Regions from separate parts of the Homo sapiens genome. Here region 1 is linked to region 2. The links are chromatin contacts, found by Hi-C or POLR2A ChIA-PET in ENCODE. All regions are on one chromosome and are shown on one strand. Each heading gives the region's core, a stretch centred on a gene start or an enhancer-like site at or near the end of the contact. The rest is flanking DNA. Distances are from core to core; before and after follow the strand shown.

Region 1 (4,700 bases), core at 1-2,500, 160 kb before region 2:
CACTGGACTCCCCCTGGGCAACAAGAGGGTAGATCTAAAAAAAAAAAAAAAAAGGCTGGGCGTGATGGCTCACACCTGTAATCCCAGCAGTTTGGGAGGCTGAGGTGGGTGAATCATGAGGTCAGGAGTTTGAGACCATCCTGGCCAACATGGTGAAACCCCACTTCTACTAAAAATACAAAAATTAGCCGGGCATGGTGGCGGGCGCCTGTAGTCCCAGCTACTTGAGAGGCTGGCCAGGAGAATGGCGTGAACCCGGGAGGCGGAGGTTGCAGTGAGCCAAGATCACGCCACTGCACTCCAGCCTGGTGACAGAGAGAGACTCTGTCTCAAAAACAAAAAAAAACACAAAAATTAGCCAGGCGTGGTGGCATGCGCCTGTAATCTCAGCTACTCGGGAGGCTGAGGCAGGAGAATTGCTTGAACCCAGGAGACGGAGGTTGCGCTGCAACTAGCCGAGGTTGCAGTGAGCTGAGATCGCACCACTGCAGTCCAACCTGGGTGACAGAGGGAGATTCTATCTCAAAAAAAAAAAGAGGCCAGGCACAGTGGCTCAGAACTGTAATCCCAGCACTTTGGGAGGCCAAGTGGGAGGATGGCTTGAGCCCAGGAGTTTGAGACTAGTCCGGGCAACATAGTGAGACATCTCTATTAAAAAATAAAATAAGGCCGGGCGCGGTGGCTCACTCCTGTAATCCCAGCACTTTGGGAGGCCGAGGCAGGTGAATCACAAGGTCAGGACATCAAGACCATCCTGGCTAACACGGTGAAACCCCGTCTCTACTAAAAATAGAAAAAAATTAGCCGGGCGTGGTGGCGGGCACCAGTAGTCCCAGCTACTTGGGAGGCTGAGGCAGGAGAAAGGTGTGAACCCGGGAGGCGGAGCTTGCAGTAAGCCGAGATCACACCACTGCACTCCAGCCTGGGCGACAGAGCGCGACTCCATCTCAAAACAATAAAATAAAATAAAATGAACAAAAGCAAAAAAAACAAAGAAAGAAAACTAAAAAGGCAGTAGAAAGTGGAAACATGACGTTCCAGACATGACTTCAGGGCAGGTGAATGGGAGAGGAAGGCCCTGCCCTGCGGTGAGGTTCCAGTTTTGGTCGGGTGGGGTTTCGGGGCACTGGTCACCAGGCTGATTTTTCCTGTTTGCACCTGAAGTCGTCTCCCTGACCCCGGCTCTGTGTCTGGGAGGCCGGCCCTGCAGACGTCAGCTGTGCCCCTCATCTGTGCAGCTGTGGAAGGAAGTAACACCACTGCCTCCTCCAGGCCGGAAGCACCACGGGGACCCTCCCCACCCCGGCGGTCTCCTCCACGTCTGCTCTCTGTGAACAGCGTTTCATCCAGTCCCTGCAACTAAGCCTGTTGGGTACTTCATCTGCACCCTGCCTCCCTGAAACAACTGTGTAACTATATATGTTTTATGATTTACATTTTAAGATGCAGGTACGTTTTAACACACATCAAGTAATACTTGGAATTTTTTAAAAAGTACCTGGGCTTCCGAGCTGGCTAGTGGCACGACCATGGTTGCAGGTTCTGTAAGAGAAGAGGGAGTTAAGTTATTTGTCAGCATCCCCGGGACCCCAATAAACACTGCTGTCCCCCCACCTCCCCCTCGGGGACACACACCACAGCCCCACTCTCCGCCGGAACACCAGAAAGCTCACAGCAGGCCCAGCCACTTGGTCATTTGGACGAACACCCATGAGGCCCGGCTCGAGCTGGCTCTAAGCAGGACACCCAGGTACAGGGGCCGGGAGAGCAAGGCAACCCCTACTTGCAGAAGGATGATGGTCAGCTTGTGGACAGACCCCCAGTGCCCCACGCAGCAGCCCCTCCATGGTGACCACTCAAAGGCGAGTCAGGGCTGGAGAGCAGCCAACAGGTCCCACAGTCTGTCCCGGGCACTGCAGGAGGCTGCCCCTAGGGAAACATGGCTGGGAGTAAGAGTGAAGGAGGGGCAGGTGGAGTAGGAGGCCAGATGTGGTGGCTCACACCTATAATCCCAGCACTTTGAGATGCCGAGGTGGGAGAGCTGCTAGCAGCCAGGAGTTCAAAACCAGCCTGGACAACATAGTAAGCCCCTGTGGCTACAAAAAATTTTAAAATTACTTTGGGAGGGCCAGGCGCGGTGGCTCACGCCTGTAATCCCGGCACTTTGGGAGGCTGAGGCAGGCGGATCACAACGTCAGGAGATCGGGGCCATCCTGGCTAACACGGTGAAACCCCGTCTGTACTAAAAATACAAAAAATTAGCCAGGCGTGGTGGCGGGCACCTGTAGTCCCAGCTACTCGGGAGGGTGATGCAGGAGAATGGCGTGAACCCAGGAGGCAGAGCTTGCAGTGAGCCGAGATTGCACCACTGCACTCCAGCCTGGGCAACAGAGTGAGACTCTGTCTCAAAAAAAAAAAAAATTACTTTGGGAGGCTGAGGTGGGTGGACCACTTGAGGCTAGCAGTTCAAGACCAGCCTGACCAACATGATGAAACCCTATCTCTACTAAAAGTACAAAATACAAAAATGAGCCAGGCATAGTGGAGAGCACCTGTAATCCCAGCTACTCAGGAGACTGAGGCGTGAGAATCGCTTGAACCCAGGAGATGGAGGCTGCAGGTGGAGGCTGACCCAAGATCATGCCACTGCACTTCAGCTTGGGCAACAGAGCGTGACTGCATCTCAAAAAATATATAAAAATAAAAATAAAAAAATTAGCCAGGCGTGGTGGCAGGTGCCTGTAGTCCTGCTACTCGGGAGGACCTCTTGAGCCCAGGAGGTTGAGGCTGCAGTGAGCCAAGATTGCACCAGTGCACACCAGCCTGGGCGACAGAGTGAGACCCTGTCTCAAAAAAAAAAAAAGGCCAGGCACGGCAGCTCATGCCTGTAATCTCAGCACTTTGAGGTGCCACGGCGGGTGGATCACTTAAGATTAGGAGTTTGAGACCAGCCTGGGCCACATATCGAAACCTCATCTCTCCAAAAAATACATAAAAATAGCTGGGCATGGTAGTGCATATATGTAGTCCTAGCTACTCGGGAGACTGAGGTGGGAGGATCACTTGAGCCTGAGGGGTGGAGGTTGCAGTGAACCGAGATCACGCCACTGCATTCCAGCCTGGGCAACAAAGCGAGACTCTGTCTCAAAAAAAAAAAAAAAAAAACAAAAAACAAAAACAAACAAAAAAAAAAAAACGTGGCAGCAAGGCAGCAGCTCCATCCATCGAGGCACATCTTCAGGAAAGAACCTGTGGTCTGAGATGAGACACACCACCTGCCTGGGACTGAGGTTGTGCACACTGAAATCACAGCAGTCAGATGAGAAACCCCGGGTCAGAGGGAGAGACAGACTTTGCAGAGCAGGTAAGTCGGCATCTGACTGAGACCACCGATTTGGAGATGTCCCCCCAAGACTGTTTATGCCTCTTAGAGAACCACAGTCCGAGTGGAAATGCAGGTGGAAGCTGGAGTCACGTATTTCATTGATGAAACCTGGCCCTGAGGGAGGCCCGGGAGCGAACCTGCCTTTTGCCGGTGCTCACGCTGGAGCTGGTTGCTCCACTTCCCGTTTCACAGATGAGGAAACAGAGACCGGAGGATGAATCTGTTTGCTCCAAGGTATCAGGGCTGATAAGTGCCAGGAGTGGGGCCAGGCCGTGGGGCCCAGGGTCTGTGCTCCCCAACCCTCCTCCCCCGGGGTTCCCAAGATGCTGCGCTGGGTGGGATGCAAAACATCCACCCGATTCTACAGCCTTCCTTGAACTGGGCATGCAGGTGGGACTGTGCTAGAACAAGAGCTCCAGCTGCCTGGAATTCTTTCTGGAATGAGGTAAGATGTATATATGCGTCTATATCTAAGCCATGAAATCATCTGCTCAGTGGACCTGCTAACTCCACAAATATTTTCAAAATGCCATCAAGAACCAGGAAGATTGCCAAAGATAAAGGGAGCCTGCTCCATTAACATAATGGAAAGCAATCCACCCCCGCATCAGTGGAGTTCATAGAACAATGTGTGGCCCACGGTGGGGGTGTGGGTCCCCAGGGCCTGGGCAGTCCTGGCCCGCGCTGGGCGTTCAGCACGTTTGCAGCTGTGATTGGGCCGAGGCCATGGGAAGGTGGAAGACATCAGACCCAAACAAAGGTGCTCCCTGGAACAGACCAGGGCCCTGTGGGGAAGGGCTGACTGGTGGCCGGCTGGCCCTTCAGTGCCTTCACAGACTAAGCCCACATCAGGCGAGGTCCTCAGTGCATGGGAAGCTTCTGGTTGGAATAATTTTAATGTTTGTGCCTCTGGCTCAAATACTCCATAGGTTAACAAAAAAAGTTGTATCAAAATTAAATGTTCACGGCCGGGCACGGTGGCTCACGCCTGTAATCCCAGCACTTCGGGAGGCCGAAGTGGGTGGATCACCTGAGGTCAGGAGTTCAAGACCAGTCTGGCCAACATGGCAAAACCCCGTTTCTACTAAAAATACAAAAATTAGCTGGGCATGGTGGCACATGCCTGTAATCCCAGCTACTTGGGAGGCTGAGAGAGGAGAATCGCTTGAACCCAGGAGGTGGAGGTTGCAGTGAGTCAAGATGGTGCCACTGCACTCCAGCCTGGGCAACAGAGTGAGACTCCGTCACAAAAAAAAAAAAAAAAAAAAAATTACGTGTTCATGAATCTAATTGTATTTAAGCTGCAAAGACTTGG
Region 2 (4,414 bases), core at 1-2,500:
GCCGCATTTGTCCTCAGTCTGATTCCTTCCTGACACCTGGGGACCGAGTCAGAAGCATCTGGCCTGTCACTCACTGATGGCCTAGTCTCAAACTCCCTTTCCCGCCTTAATTCCCCTTCTCACATCCTCTGCTTGTGCTCTTCTCGACACGCTTATTTCTGGGTGTCCAAATCCTTGTCACACTTCCTGAACTCAAAGAAATGCCAGGCCAGGCTGGGGGCGGTGGCTCACGCCTGTAATTCCAGCACTTGGGAGGCCGAGGCAGGAAGATCACTTGAGCCCAGGAGGCTGACGATGCACTGAGCCGTGATCACGCCACTGCATTCCAGCCTGGGCGAGAGCGCTAGACCCTGTCTCAAAAAAACAACAAAAAAGAAAAGGCCAACTCACTACTTCACCCCAGAGTCCAGCACACGGCTCTCAACGCGGTGAGCGCCTGCTGCACGTCTGGATGAGTAAAGTGTGGCTCCTGTTGTCATCCAGCCACGATCTGTTAATGATTCTTACTGAACACGTGGCTTGGCCTCTCAGAGCACCAGCCAGCAGTTAAAAACACAAACCAGCGGCCAAAGTTCAGGGCTCTCCACCCCCACCAGCCGTGCACCTGGGCAACACCGCCCAACGCCCAGAGGCTCTCTCCTGGTCTCTGCAGAGGGAGGCACCGGCACCTCCGCAAGGGACGCGCCCAGGGTTCGCGTGAAGCCGCCAGGCAGCGCTGGACCCCGCTCCATGCAGCCCAAGCCCAGCGGGAGCCTTCAAGCTCGAACTCGTCGCGGGTGTAAATTCTCCCCACAAACAAGTGGCTCGCGGCTCAGCCTGCAAAGCCCAGCTCGGGCGCTGAACCCAGCAGCGCCCGAGCTGGATCCCGGAGCTTGCTCTTCCCAAGTCCCGGGCCCGTCTCTCCGCGGGCGCGAGGCATCCCTGAGCCCGCCCCGGCCCCTCAGATCTCCAGGGACCGGCTGTCGGGGGTCCTGAGCCCGCCCCGCCCCGGCTTCCGCCCCCGCCGCGGGGAACTCTGGGACTGTCGTTCCCGCCCGTGCCGGAAGCCTCGGCGCGGCAGCGCGACACGAGGCTCCCCAGACCCAGCCGGGCAGTGCCGCTAGCGAGGCGGGCAGAGCTGCCCGGGTGGCACCCCGCGCACCCTGTGTTCCGGAGGCACCGTGAAGAAGCCCTCCTTACGAATACACTTCAGACGGATCTGCTCGCACTCCAGATCTGGCTCCGCCATGCCGAGCGCTGGCCCCGCCTCTCTTGCGCGCAGGCGCAGACGCGGACGGCCCCGCGGCGCAGGCGCGAAAGCTCCTTCCCGGGCTTCCTCTCCTTAGCAACGGTTACCAAGAGACGCTCCCGCGGGTCCGCCCTAGGCGCTGGGCTCCAGGGATCGGCTCCGACTGCTGCAGTTCGGGCCTTATTTTAGGGTGAAGCCCGGGCAGCCGACCCGGCTGCGCCGTAGTGGGAGGCCACGGCGATTACCCAGGTGAAGGTCTTCCAGGTGAGACGGGTTCCCCCAGGTAAGAAGGTCCTCCAGGTGGGAGTCCTTCATGTGGGGAGGTCCTCCAGGTGGGGGGGGAGGGTCCTCTCGGTGGGGGGTCCTCCAGGTAAGAGGATCCTCTAGGTGGGGGGGGGGGGTTCCCCAGGTGAAGGGCCCTCCAGGTAAGAGGATCCTCTAGGTGGGGGGGGGGTTCCCCAGGTGAGGGGACCTCCAGGTAAGAGGATCCTCTAGGTGGGGGAGTCCCCCAGGTGAAGGGCCCTCCAGGTAAGAGGGTCCTCCAGGTGAGAGGGTCCTCCAGCGGAGGGGGTCCCCCAGGTAAGAGGGTCCTCCAGTTGGGAGTCCTTCAGGTGGGGTGGTCCTCCAGGTGAGAGAGTCTTCCAGGTGAGAGGGTCCTCCAGGTGAGAGGTGAAGGTGAAGGTCCTCCAGGTGAGGGTCAGGTCACTTGGTCCAGGGATGTGGCTTCAGCAAGCATTTGGGTGCCTCCTCTGTGTTCAGGACATGGGGACTCCAGGAGACTGAAGGAAGCAAGTGGCAATGTCCATGCTGTCAAGTTCTGTCACAGAAATAAGCAGGAGTGAGTGAAAGACAGGAGAGAAGCTCTGTGAGGGGTGGCATTCAAGCTTAGCTTCTGGGCAGGAAGAGGCAGCTATGTCAGCATTCCCTAACAAGGTTTGGCAAAGTAGATACCTCCCCTCACTCATGGAAGACCTGACTTCCCAGGCTGGTAGAAGCTTCTCTCACAGGCACCTGCCTCTCCAATCTCTTTCACAGCCCAGCCCTGGAAGGTGGAAAAAGAAAAGTTGACATGGAATGTTTAGGAAGCACCATTGGTCCAGGTCCAGGATCGGGGCAGCCAGCATGTCCTCTAATCTGGCTTCACTGTTGAAATCCAGTCGAGCAAGCAGGGCCCAAACCACTGCGAGACCAGCTCGGTCGGGCCCAAACCACCGCCCACTGCGAGACCAGCTCGGTCGGGCCCAAACCACCGCCCACTGCGGGACCAGCTCGGTCGGGCCCAAACCACCGCCCACTGCGGGACCAGCTCGGTCGGGCCCAAACCACTGCCCACTGCGGGACCAGCTCGGTCGTGGAGACCCTAACCCAGCGGCGCTAGAGGAATTAAAGAAACACACACAGAAATATAGGGTGTGGAGTGGGAAATCAGGGGTCTCACAGCCTTCGAAGCTGAAAGCCTCGAACAGAGATTTACCCACATATTTATTGACAGCAAGCCAGTGATAAGCATTGTTTCTATAGATTATAGATTAAAAGCACTTCTTACGGGAAATAAAGGGATGGGTCTGGCTAGTTATCTGCAGCAGGAGCACGTCCTTAAGGCACAGATCGCTCATGCTATTGTTTGTGGTTCAGGAACTCCTTTAAGCGGTTTTCCGCCCTGGGTGGGCCAGGTGTTCCTTGCCCTCATTCCAGTGTGGGAGTCATGGCCATCATGAGCATGTCACAGTGCAGCAGAGATTTTGTTTATGGCCAGTTTTGCGGCCAGTTGATGGCCAGATTTGGGGGCCTCTTCCCAACAGCCCACAGCCAGACCTAGACTCCATTCAGATTGGTTTTGATCAGCATGTAGAAAATGGGGGAGTTGAGTGTGGTATACAAAATGGGGGTGTTGGCCAGGCGTGGTGGCTCATGCCTGTAATCCCAGCACTTTGGGAGTCTGAGGCGGGTCGATCACGAGGTCAGGAGATAGAGACCATCCTGGCTAACACAGTGAAACCCCATCTCCACTAAAAAATACAAAAAATTAGGCAGGCATGGTGGCGGGTGCCTGTAGTTGCAGCTACTCGGGAGGCTGAGGCAGGAGAATGGTGTGAACCCACGGGGCGGAGCTTGCAGTGAGCCAAGATCACACCACTACACTCCAGCCTGGGTGACAGAGTGAGACTCTGTCTCAAAAAAAAAAACAAAAAAAAAAGAAAATGCAGGTGTTGTGACCAGGCACAGTGGCTCATGCCTATAATCCCAACACTTTGGGAGGCCGAGGTAGGCAGATCACTTGAGGTCAGGAGTTCGAGACCAGCCTGGCCAACATGGTGAAACCCCGTCTCTACTAAAACTAACAAAATTAGCTGGGTGTGGTGGTGGTTGCCTGTAGTCCCAGGTACTCGGGAGGCTGAGGCAGGAGAATCGCTTGAACCCGGAAGGCGGAGGTTGCAGTGAGCCAAAATCGTGCCACTGCACTCCAGCCTGGGTAACAGAGTGAGACTTTGTGAAAGGAAGGAAGGAAGGGAGGGAGGGAGGAAAATAGAGGGAAGAAGAAAGAAAGAAAACAAAGAGCACGTGGAGAGAACAATCCTAGAAAACTGACGTAGGCTGTGTTCCTCTGAAGTCCATACACAGCAGGCAGGCGTGAAAGTGGTTTATGTATATAAATAGGTACCATTATTCTCTTCTGAGGTTTAAGTTGTCTAGCTTTCGTTCGCAGAGCTTTAAGAAAAGCACGGCTTTGGCCCGGCGCAGTGGCTCATGCCTATAATCCCAGCACTTTGGGAGGCCGAGGCCGGTGGATCATGAGGTCAGGAGTTCGAGACTAGCCTGGCCAACATGGTGAAACGCATCTCTACTAAAAATACAAAAAAATGAGCTGGCCATAGTGGTGCACACCAATAATCCCAGCTACTCGGGAGGCTGAGGCACGAGAATCACTTGAACCCAGGAGGCAGAGGTTGCAGTGAACTGATACCACACCACTGCCCGGGTGACAGAGTGAGACCCTGTCTGAAAAAACAAATAAACAAACAAAAAAAGAGAAAATAATAAAAGTTGAAAAACCTTAGGCAAGGCTAGAATCTAATAACAGGTATACTATAGTTTATTTTGAAACATAATTTTTCTCTCTCTAGTCTCCTATTTTTACCAAAGTGAAATCAGGTAGTACTGATTTGTTTTCAAAATAAGTTTTAG

Evidence for each region. Hi-C counts contacts between places; a loop is a spot of excess contacts on that map. ChIA-PET counts read pairs that join two places held with the same protein, here RNA polymerase II (POLR2A). Pooled maps may share reads with other maps.
Region 1: a loop to region 2 is called in a pooled map, with 1.9 times the contacts of the local background. The contact joins the enhancer-like site here to the promoter of CDK10 in region 2. A Hi-C loop is called at or near these places in 1 of 50 pooled maps. POLR2A ChIA-PET finds 5 or more read pairs at or near these places in 3 of 52 experiments (GM12878, H1 and common myeloid progenitor, CD34-positive).

The regions. Positions count from the first base shown.
Region 1 is chr16:89,842,164-89,846,863 of GRCh38, reverse strand. It overlaps SPIRE2 (spire type actin nucleation factor 2), which reads right to left. Exons shown (of 15, transcript NM_032451.2): 2 at 1,499-1,542. Among named protein-coding and RNA genes, the nearest start is that of SPIRE2, 16 kb to the right of the region's middle. Within about 2 kb of position 1,250, at least 2 of the 41 ENCODE cell types and tissues checked have a DNase peak (open chromatin) inside an H3K27ac peak, as active enhancers do.
Region 2 is chr16:89,683,525-89,687,938 of GRCh38, reverse strand. CDK10 (cyclin dependent kinase 10) reads right to left here and starts at 1,250. Exons shown (of 13, transcript NM_052988.5): 1 at 1,142-1,250. The coding sequence starts at 1,228. It overlaps LINC02166 (long intergenic non-protein coding RNA 2166), which reads left to right and starts at 1,027. Exons shown (of 3, transcript NR_184152.1): 1 at 1,027-1,492; 2 at 2,264-3,129. RefSeq lists a silencer at 816-1,065.